Regions from separate parts of the Homo sapiens genome. Here region 2 is linked to region 1. A link is an interaction called in ENCODE POLR2A ChIA-PET data of the cell type or tissue named here. Cell type or tissue: Panc1. All regions are shown on one strand.

What was found. Peaks named below come from ENCODE experiments on the same cell type or tissue, not always from the same donor. Only the 100,000 strongest peaks of a DNase experiment are listed, where the experiment ranks them.
Region 2: POLR2A ChIA-PET joins it to region 1 with 6 read pairs; 11 of 35 experiments call an interaction of 5 or more read pairs at or near these places.

The regions. Positions count from the first base shown.
Region 1 is chr9:96,456,561-96,460,560 of GRCh38, reverse strand. It overlaps HABP4 (hyaluronan binding protein 4), which reads right to left. Exons shown (of 8, transcript NM_014282.4): 2 at 2,020-2,182. Among named protein-coding and RNA genes, the nearest start is that of HABP4, 8.4 kb to the right of the region's middle. In Panc1, no CTCF peak of the experiment used is centred here; no DNase peak of the experiment used is centred here.
Region 2 is chr9:96,337,577-96,341,576 of GRCh38, reverse strand. All of the region lies in intron 8 of SLC35D2 (solute carrier family 35 member D2), which reads left to right. All of the region lies in intron 8 of SLC35D2-HSD17B3 (SLC35D2-HSD17B3 readthrough), which reads left to right. Among named protein-coding and RNA genes, the nearest start is that of HSD17B3, 37 kb to the right of the region's middle. In Panc1, no CTCF peak of the experiment used is centred here; a DNase peak (open chromatin) is centred at 1,676; H3K27ac peaks cover 926 bases.

The DNA of each region.
Region 1 (4,000 bases):
GAAAAGACATCACTGGGACAATTGGTGAAATCTGAGTAAAGTCTGTAGACTCCGTAATTTAGAGAATTAGGTAACAGTATTGTATTCATTTTAATGACTTTGAAAATTGTATCATGTTTTTAGGAAATGCATTTAAAGTATTTAGGAGTAAGGGGACATTCCTACACCTTATTCTCAAATAACAAAGAAAGGCTGTGTGGTGTGGTGGGGGATGAATGATAAAGCAAATGTGGTAAACAGTTAGTATGTGGGGGGTCTCGAAGGGCAGATGGAAATTCTTCGTATAATTCTTAAAACTTTTCTGTAATTCTGACCTTATTTAAATTAAAAAACCCCTCCATAATTCCATATCCCACCTTACTCTTCCATATATGTATTATTTCACTTAATAGCTATTTTTTCATGTCACATATAAAGATCTATTTTATCCTTTTTAAAGACTACACAGTCTTGCTACTAAAAAAGGGGGGAAACATGGGTTTGTGCAAGTGAACTATAATTTCCTCATTTCCACAGAATCCCTAAAGTGAGGGGAAAATAAATACCCAAATGCTTCCAAAAATAAGCAGCTCTGCTACAAGAAGCTTTGCAGAAACAAGGAGACTGTGCTTACTACACAGCAGATTTGAAGTAATCACCAAAAAAGGTGCAAAATTAAGGCTTTCTGTAAGTTTCTCCCTCCAACATGGTTGCAGATAGACTATCTCAATGTCTTGAATGTGTAACTTCCAGGTGAACAGTTCTGCATGAGTCATCACCTGCTCAGCCCACCCAGGCTAAGTTACTCTCTGCTGGACTTTTGTTTTGTTTTGTTTTTAATAGGCTCTATAGTATAGTTTTACAAAGCCACATTTTTTGGTTAAAACTTGTAGCCAGAATCCTAAATGGAATGGAATTAGCAGTCAAGAAGCAGAAAGAGTTTGGAAAAATGGCTCCCTTGACATATAACTGTTCACTATTCTAGTCTTCCTTAGCTTGTTTAACTTTATTTTCCTTGAAATGTGATTCACTACTTGTTTCTGTTTAACATAAACAGGTTTAATGATTAAACAAAGACTTTAAGCAGCAAGTGCCAAACATAAGACACAACCCCTCCCCGTGTTGAGGTGGAGTGCGGTGGCCACCATGCTGCCACATCACTAAGCAGCGACGCAACACTCCACCAGCCCACGACTTCTGTCCATGTTAGAGTACTTCGGAGAGCAGCCATGCCCTCCAGAAATTGGTATTACACATCATAACAGACTCTTCTTCAAATTTCATCATGGCAGCCTACTGACCTGACCGTGGAGCTAGGAATTTATTTCAATCCATTGAGCAGTCTAAATTGGTAATGTGAAATCAAAAACCATAATTATATCCCTAGTCCAAAATTATATCTCTAATCTAGAACTTCAAAAGAAAACCAGTTCAACACACTCCTGTGTAATTTCTTTTTAAGAGTGCTCTTCAGTTACCAACAAGCAATTCATTTTTAATTGTACAATCATTTCCTGAACCAAGACGTAAAGGCATCTATGAGGAAAAAGGAAGATCCTTCCCATCATCTAAGGTAACATGAATTGCACATAAATTAGTAAAACATTCCTAGGACTGGTACCACAAAAAGCAGTAGCCAGTAGAAAGTTGTATTTTCTGGGCCGGGCATGGTGGCTCACTCCTGTAATCCCAGCACTTTTGGCAGGCCAAGGCAGGTGGATCACCTGAGGTTGGGAGTTCAAGACTAGCCTGACCAACATGGAGAAACCCCGTCTCTACTAAAAATACAAAATTAGCCGGGCGTGGTGGCACATGCCTGTAATCCCAGCTACTTGGGAGGCTGAGGCAGGAGAATTGCTTGAACCCGGGAGCGGAGGTTGCAGTGAGCCGAGATCGCACCATTGCACTCCAGCCTGGGCGACAAGAGCGAAACTGTCTCAAAAAAAAAAAAAAAAGAAAGAAAGAAAAGAAAAAGAAAGTAGCATTTTCTCAAAACCTTTCTGGTTCCCCACCCGCCCTGCTGAGGACTGCAGCACATACTTTTCATCTGGAAACTTCTCAGCTGTGAAGTCTGCCTGCCTCTCTGTCTCATAGGGTCGGTATTCCCTGTAGGATCTCCGCTCAGCTCTTTCGAGCATCCCCTCCGGCCCACGGCTGTCATTCCATCCTTGCTGCTCCCCTCTTCTAGGAGTCCGCTTCTGGCCTACCAACAGAAAATCAAAGCAGAGAGCTGGAACACAACATCTGCAACAGCACACTATTAAACTTTACAGGTACTTGTAAATTTCATTTTTCTAGAAATCAACGTCATAGGAGAATTCAGGAAGTTTAGAAAACTTCAAAGAAAAAAGTTGCTGATACTACAACTGCCCACAGTCTACTTTTTAATAGGATGTTACTATTAAATCATGCTTTCCCTATATCCTAGAAAGTATATGACCAACTAAGCTCACCTATAATTACAGGCATCTCCCAATAACTGTGACAGCCATGGGTACATTTTACTAAATAAGCTACAGTTCACAAAAGCAGTCTTACAAAAACACAGTGTGTAAGCCGTACCTAGAAAATGAAAGAATACCCTATATTTCAGACTGTACTTTTAGAATCCCAACTGCACATTACATAGCAACTATGGCTTATCACTGGCTACTAAGGTTTTTGTTTTTATTTTGTATTTTTTTAATTTATTTACTTAATTACTTATTTTGAGACAGAGTCTTGCTCTGTCACCCAGCCCGAAGTGCAGTGCACTGTTTAATCTTGGCTCACTGCAATCTCCGCCTCCCAGGCTCAAGCAATTCTCATGCCTCAGCCTCCCAAGATGCTGGAATTACAGGCATGTGCCACCATGCCCAGCTAATTTTTGTATTTTTAATAGAGACAGGGTTTCACCATGTTGGCCAGGCTGGTCTCGAACTCCCAGCTTCAAGCAATTCACCCACCTCACCCTCCTGAAGCACTGGGATTACAGGCATGAGCCTCAGCGCCTGGCCAAGGTTTTTGTTTTTAAAGTTTGTAGTGCTTATATTTTTACTTTGAAAACAGATTTTCCTGCTATTCTATGAGATATATAGACTTGCAGTTATAACTTCCTGAATATGAACCAAACACTGCTATTTGGCAACTTGCCCAAGAGTCAGCCAGTACTTGAGGGCATCTCTTTTTGTCCACTCAGTCCAGCACTTGGACACTGTGCTGGGACCACAGACTCTGGTTTTGTTCTTGTGTTTTTTTTTTGAGACTGAGTTTCACTCTTGTTGCCCAGGCTGGAGTGCAATGGCCCGATCTCGGCTCACTGCAACCTCCGCCTCCCGGGTAGAGATTAGCTGGGATCACAGGCCTGCGCCACCACGCCTGGCTAATGTTGTATTTTCAGTAGAGACGACGTTTCTCTAACCTGGTCAGGCTGGTCTCCTCAGCCTCCCAAAGTGCCAGGATTACAGGCGTGAGCCACCGTGCCCGGCCGAGACTCTGGTCTTTTCCTCTGTCCTGTCACCTTGCTTTACTCCCCTTTAGTTTTAATGCTTTAAACATCTTAAGCAAAGTCTATGTTTGAAGCCATCTAATACTTGGTAAATACATTGTGGAGAACTTTGTCACATCTTTAATCTTCAAAAAAAGTCTATCTTTTTTTATATACATTTAAAAGATCTCCTCTCACTATGTGCAATATTTACTATAGTGGCTTCAATTTTTCTTGGTACAAATTACTCTCCACATTAGTTGTATAGCTATGACATTTATTCAAGTTAATGGATATATATATATATATATATATATATATATATATATATATATTTTTTTTTTTTTTTTTTTTTTGAGATGGAGTCTTGCTCTGTTGCCCAGGCTGGAGTACAGCGGCGCCATCTCGGCTCACTGCAAGCACCGCCTCCCGGGTTCACGCCATTCTCCTGCCTCAGCCTCCCCAGTAGCTGGGACTATAGGCGCCCGCCACCACGCCCAGCTAATTTTTTGTATTTTTAGTAGAGACGGGGTTTCACCGTGTTACCCAGGATGG
Region 2 (4,000 bases), 120 kb after region 1:
GAACTATCTCACTGCATTTCCACAGCAGAAGAGAAGGTCCTGTTACTATTTCTATCGTATAGGCAAAGCATCTAGGGCATTGTGCTTAAATACATTCCCAAGGATAGCAGGTGGTCAGTCCAGGCACTCTGGCTCTAGAAACACATCCTCCACTGTCATCTTTATTTACTTCATTTGTATATGAAAAGTGTTTGTTTTCTCCTTCATGTGTGAAAACATATCCTTCCCTTATAGAAAGTACAAGAGACCTAACATATACTTTATTTTTATTTATTTTATTTTATATTTTTGAGACAGCGTCTCACTCTGTCACCCAGGCTGGAGTGCAGTGGCATGATCTTGGCTCACTGAAACTTCTGTCTCCCACATTCAAGCAATTCTCCTGCCTCGGCCTCCTGAGTAGCTGGCATTACAGGAGCGCACCACCACACCCAGCTAATTTTTGTATTTTTAGTAGAGACGGGGTTTCACCATGTTGGCCAGGATGGTCTCAAACTCCTGACCTCAAGTGATCTGCCTTTCTCAGCCTCCCAAAGTGCTGGGATTACAGGGGTGAGCCACTGTGCTCAGCTAACATATACTTTATTAAATCCTAATGCTCTAGGAGAATATCCTCCTCCTATTCTGGCTTGTGGTACTGGAATATCCGAATATTTACCCTGTTTAGCCTCTTCTATTTGATCAGACTTCAAAGATTTCAAACAGAAGTTCCTTTAGAAAGTCTGTAAGTACCTTCGAGCCGCCAGAGTGACTGCTAATCATTGAAATTCCAGATGGACCAAAGTGCTAACTATATAGATTTGTTTTTCAAAACCAATAAGAAAAATTATAATTAGAAGATATAGAGTATAGTTATAACCATAATAAAAGGCCTTCTATAAAATAACAAAGTACAAGTCAAGTCATGGAGTTAAAAATTTGACTAGTTTTTTTTTTTTTTTTTTTTTTTTTTTTTTTGAGATGGAGTCTCCCTCTGTTGCCCAGGCTAGAGTGCAATGGCATGATCTCGACTCACTGCAACCTCCGCCTCCTGGGTTCAAGCGATTCTCCTGCCTCAGCCTCCTGAGTAGCTGGAACTACAGGCGCCCGCCACCATGATGCCCGGCTAATTTTTGTATTTTTAGTAAAGATAGGGTTTCACCATGTTGGCCAGGCTGGTCTCGAACTCCTGACCTCGTGATCTGCCCGCCTCGGCCTTCCAAAATGCTAGAATTACAGACGTGAGCCACTGCGCCCAGCCAAGTTTGACTAGTTTTTAAAAGTATTGTATGACGAGATGCCAAAATATATGAGACACTCACTGTAATCTGCAAGAAAAAAGCCATCAACCCCATATAAAAAACAAAAAGCAAAAAACAACAGTGAGATTTCCACTACTAACATTGCTCTGTATTCACTGAATCAGGGCAAATTTCTTCCCATTGGTCCCTTTTGAATGTGGTGGAATTCATTTTAGATTGTAAACCAAATAGGAGAAAGAAATGAATTAGGTGTGTTAGCCTGTAATATAAAATTGCTTTTTGTTTACCAAGTTTGGTTTGAGTGTTCTGAAAGCTGATTAATGAATTAGAGCAAAATGTTAACTTCTCTTGTTAATGGAAAGAAACTTGATGAGTCATTTTCCCTGGTTAACTGGGACTAGGAGCGATGGAGAAGATCAGAGATTGTGGTAAATGTGTGTGTGTGACTCATTCCTCCGGGAATTCAAGCCCAGACTTTGGACTTACACAGTCAATAGATCTATTAACAGTGCCTCAATTCTATCTCTGATGAACAAAGTCAGAGATGACAGCTTCTCTTGTTAACAAATTAGGCCCTTGGAAAATACTCAGCGGGTGAACTTTCTTTAGTATTTGAATCACTGCAATAGGTTCAAAGTACATCTAGTATATTACAGTTGATGAATAGAGATAAATAATAGGACTTTTTTTCCCTGATTAAAAAACCCTGAGTGCAAAGTGAAAAAGACTCACGTTCCAACAGTAAGTCTAAAGGAAGAAGGGCTTTATTGTTGTTTACCTTTGATTATTTCTTTTTAAAAATAAATAATGCTACATTATTTTTTATGATTTAAAAATAAATCATGCTGCATTATTTTAAAAATGCCACTAATACCGTCTCATCATTATTAAGGAAATAAAACTAAAATCTATAAAAATTTAGGTTGGGGCTGGTCACGATGGCTCACGCCAGTAATCCCGGCTCTTTGGGAGGTTGAGGCGGGCAGATCATGAGGTCAAGAGATCGAGACCATCTTGGCCAACATGGTGAAAACCTGTCTCTACTAAAAATACAGAAATTAGCTGGGTGTGGTGGCGAGTGCCTGTAGTCCCAGCTACTTGGGAGGCTGAGGCAGGAGAATCGCTTGAACCCGAGAGGTGGAGGTTGCAGTGAGCTGAGATCGTGCCACCGCACTCCAGCCTGGGCGACAGGGCGAGACTCCATCTCAAAAAAAAACAAAACAAAATTTAGGTTGGTGAAGAATCTAAATATTTTATGAGAGTCACAAAATAGCCCTCAATGGATTTTGTAGTATCAGGAACACATATAGAGTTTTTATTTATTTCTTATTAATGGATTGATTGATATTTTACTGTTTGCATAAATACTTTTAGCTCTTTGAGAGAATAGATGTTTTTCTACCCTTGGTTTGAAATTTAAAACTTAAGTATTTCTCTTATTCCCAATTTTATTTTAATTTCAGACACTAAGTGTTTCCCATGATTTTTGTGGTTTTGTTTTGTTTTGGTCTTTGACTACCTTAAGCATAAACTTTTTGGCTTTAATTCTTTTGGAAGTTTTCTGCTCCTTTGATTAGCTTGGGGCTTGCTGGAAAGACAGATTTATATTTATTATATTTTTCTTTCATAAGTGAACATTTAACAAAAAGTGTTATGACGCAAGGAAACTGTCAAACATATACAGAAGGAGACGGAGTGACATGACAAACTCCACATATATGCCCATCAGCCAGTTTCAACAATTAGGAACATTTAACGTGTATTTTTTTTTTTTTTTTTTGAGACAGGGTCTCACTCTGTTGCCCAGGCTGGAGTACAGTGGTACCATCACAGCTCACTGCAGCCTCCATCTCCTGGGCTCAGGTGATCCTCCCACCTCAGCCTTCCCAGTAGCTGGGACTACAAGTGTGCACACCACCATGCCCAGCTAATTTTTGTCATGTGTATCCTTTTGAGAAGTGAAGTGGGCAAAGCATTACTCATGAAACAATGACAGTGAAATGTGACAAGATGGTACAGATTGGAGAAGAGAATTCTACCTTAATTGTTTAAAAATTTGAATTATAAACTTAAAAGATTTCATTTTAAATACATTGAGTTTCTAAAACTTGGCTAACAAAGTATTGCTTAATAGAAAGTGAGTAGAACTTATATTCGATCATGTTATTGAGCACATACTTACGGGCAGTCTTCAGACACTTTCAGATCGTTTTTGGATACAGGCAGGGGCCAACCATGAATAAAATACTCCTTATTGTCACCTGTCACCTCAAGAGGGTTAATTTTATTTTCTCAGCTAGGGATTAAATTCCTGGAGAGCAGAAATTGAGTTTTTTTTTTTTTTTTTTTTTTTTGAGGTGGAGTTTTGCTTTTGTTACCCAGGCTGAGTGCAATGGCGTGACCTCGGCTCACTGCAACCTCTGCCTCCCGGGTTCAAGTGATTCTCCTGCCTCAGCCCCTGTAGTAGCTGGGATTACAGGCACCTGCCCCTGCGCCTGGCTAATTTTTGTATTTTTCGTAGAGATAGGGTTTCACCATGTTGGCCAGGCTGGTCTCAAACTCCTGACCTCAGGTGATCTACCCGCCTCGGCCTCCCAAAGTGCTGGGATTACAAGCGTGAGCCACTGCGCCCGGCCAAAAATGAAGTCTTAAACTTCTTTGTCTACCATGTCCTCCACCCCAATTACTTGATTGCTTTATAAGTAGCAAATAATAGTTTATTTGTTCACAATACTTCCTAAGCATGTGCAAGTTCCTGA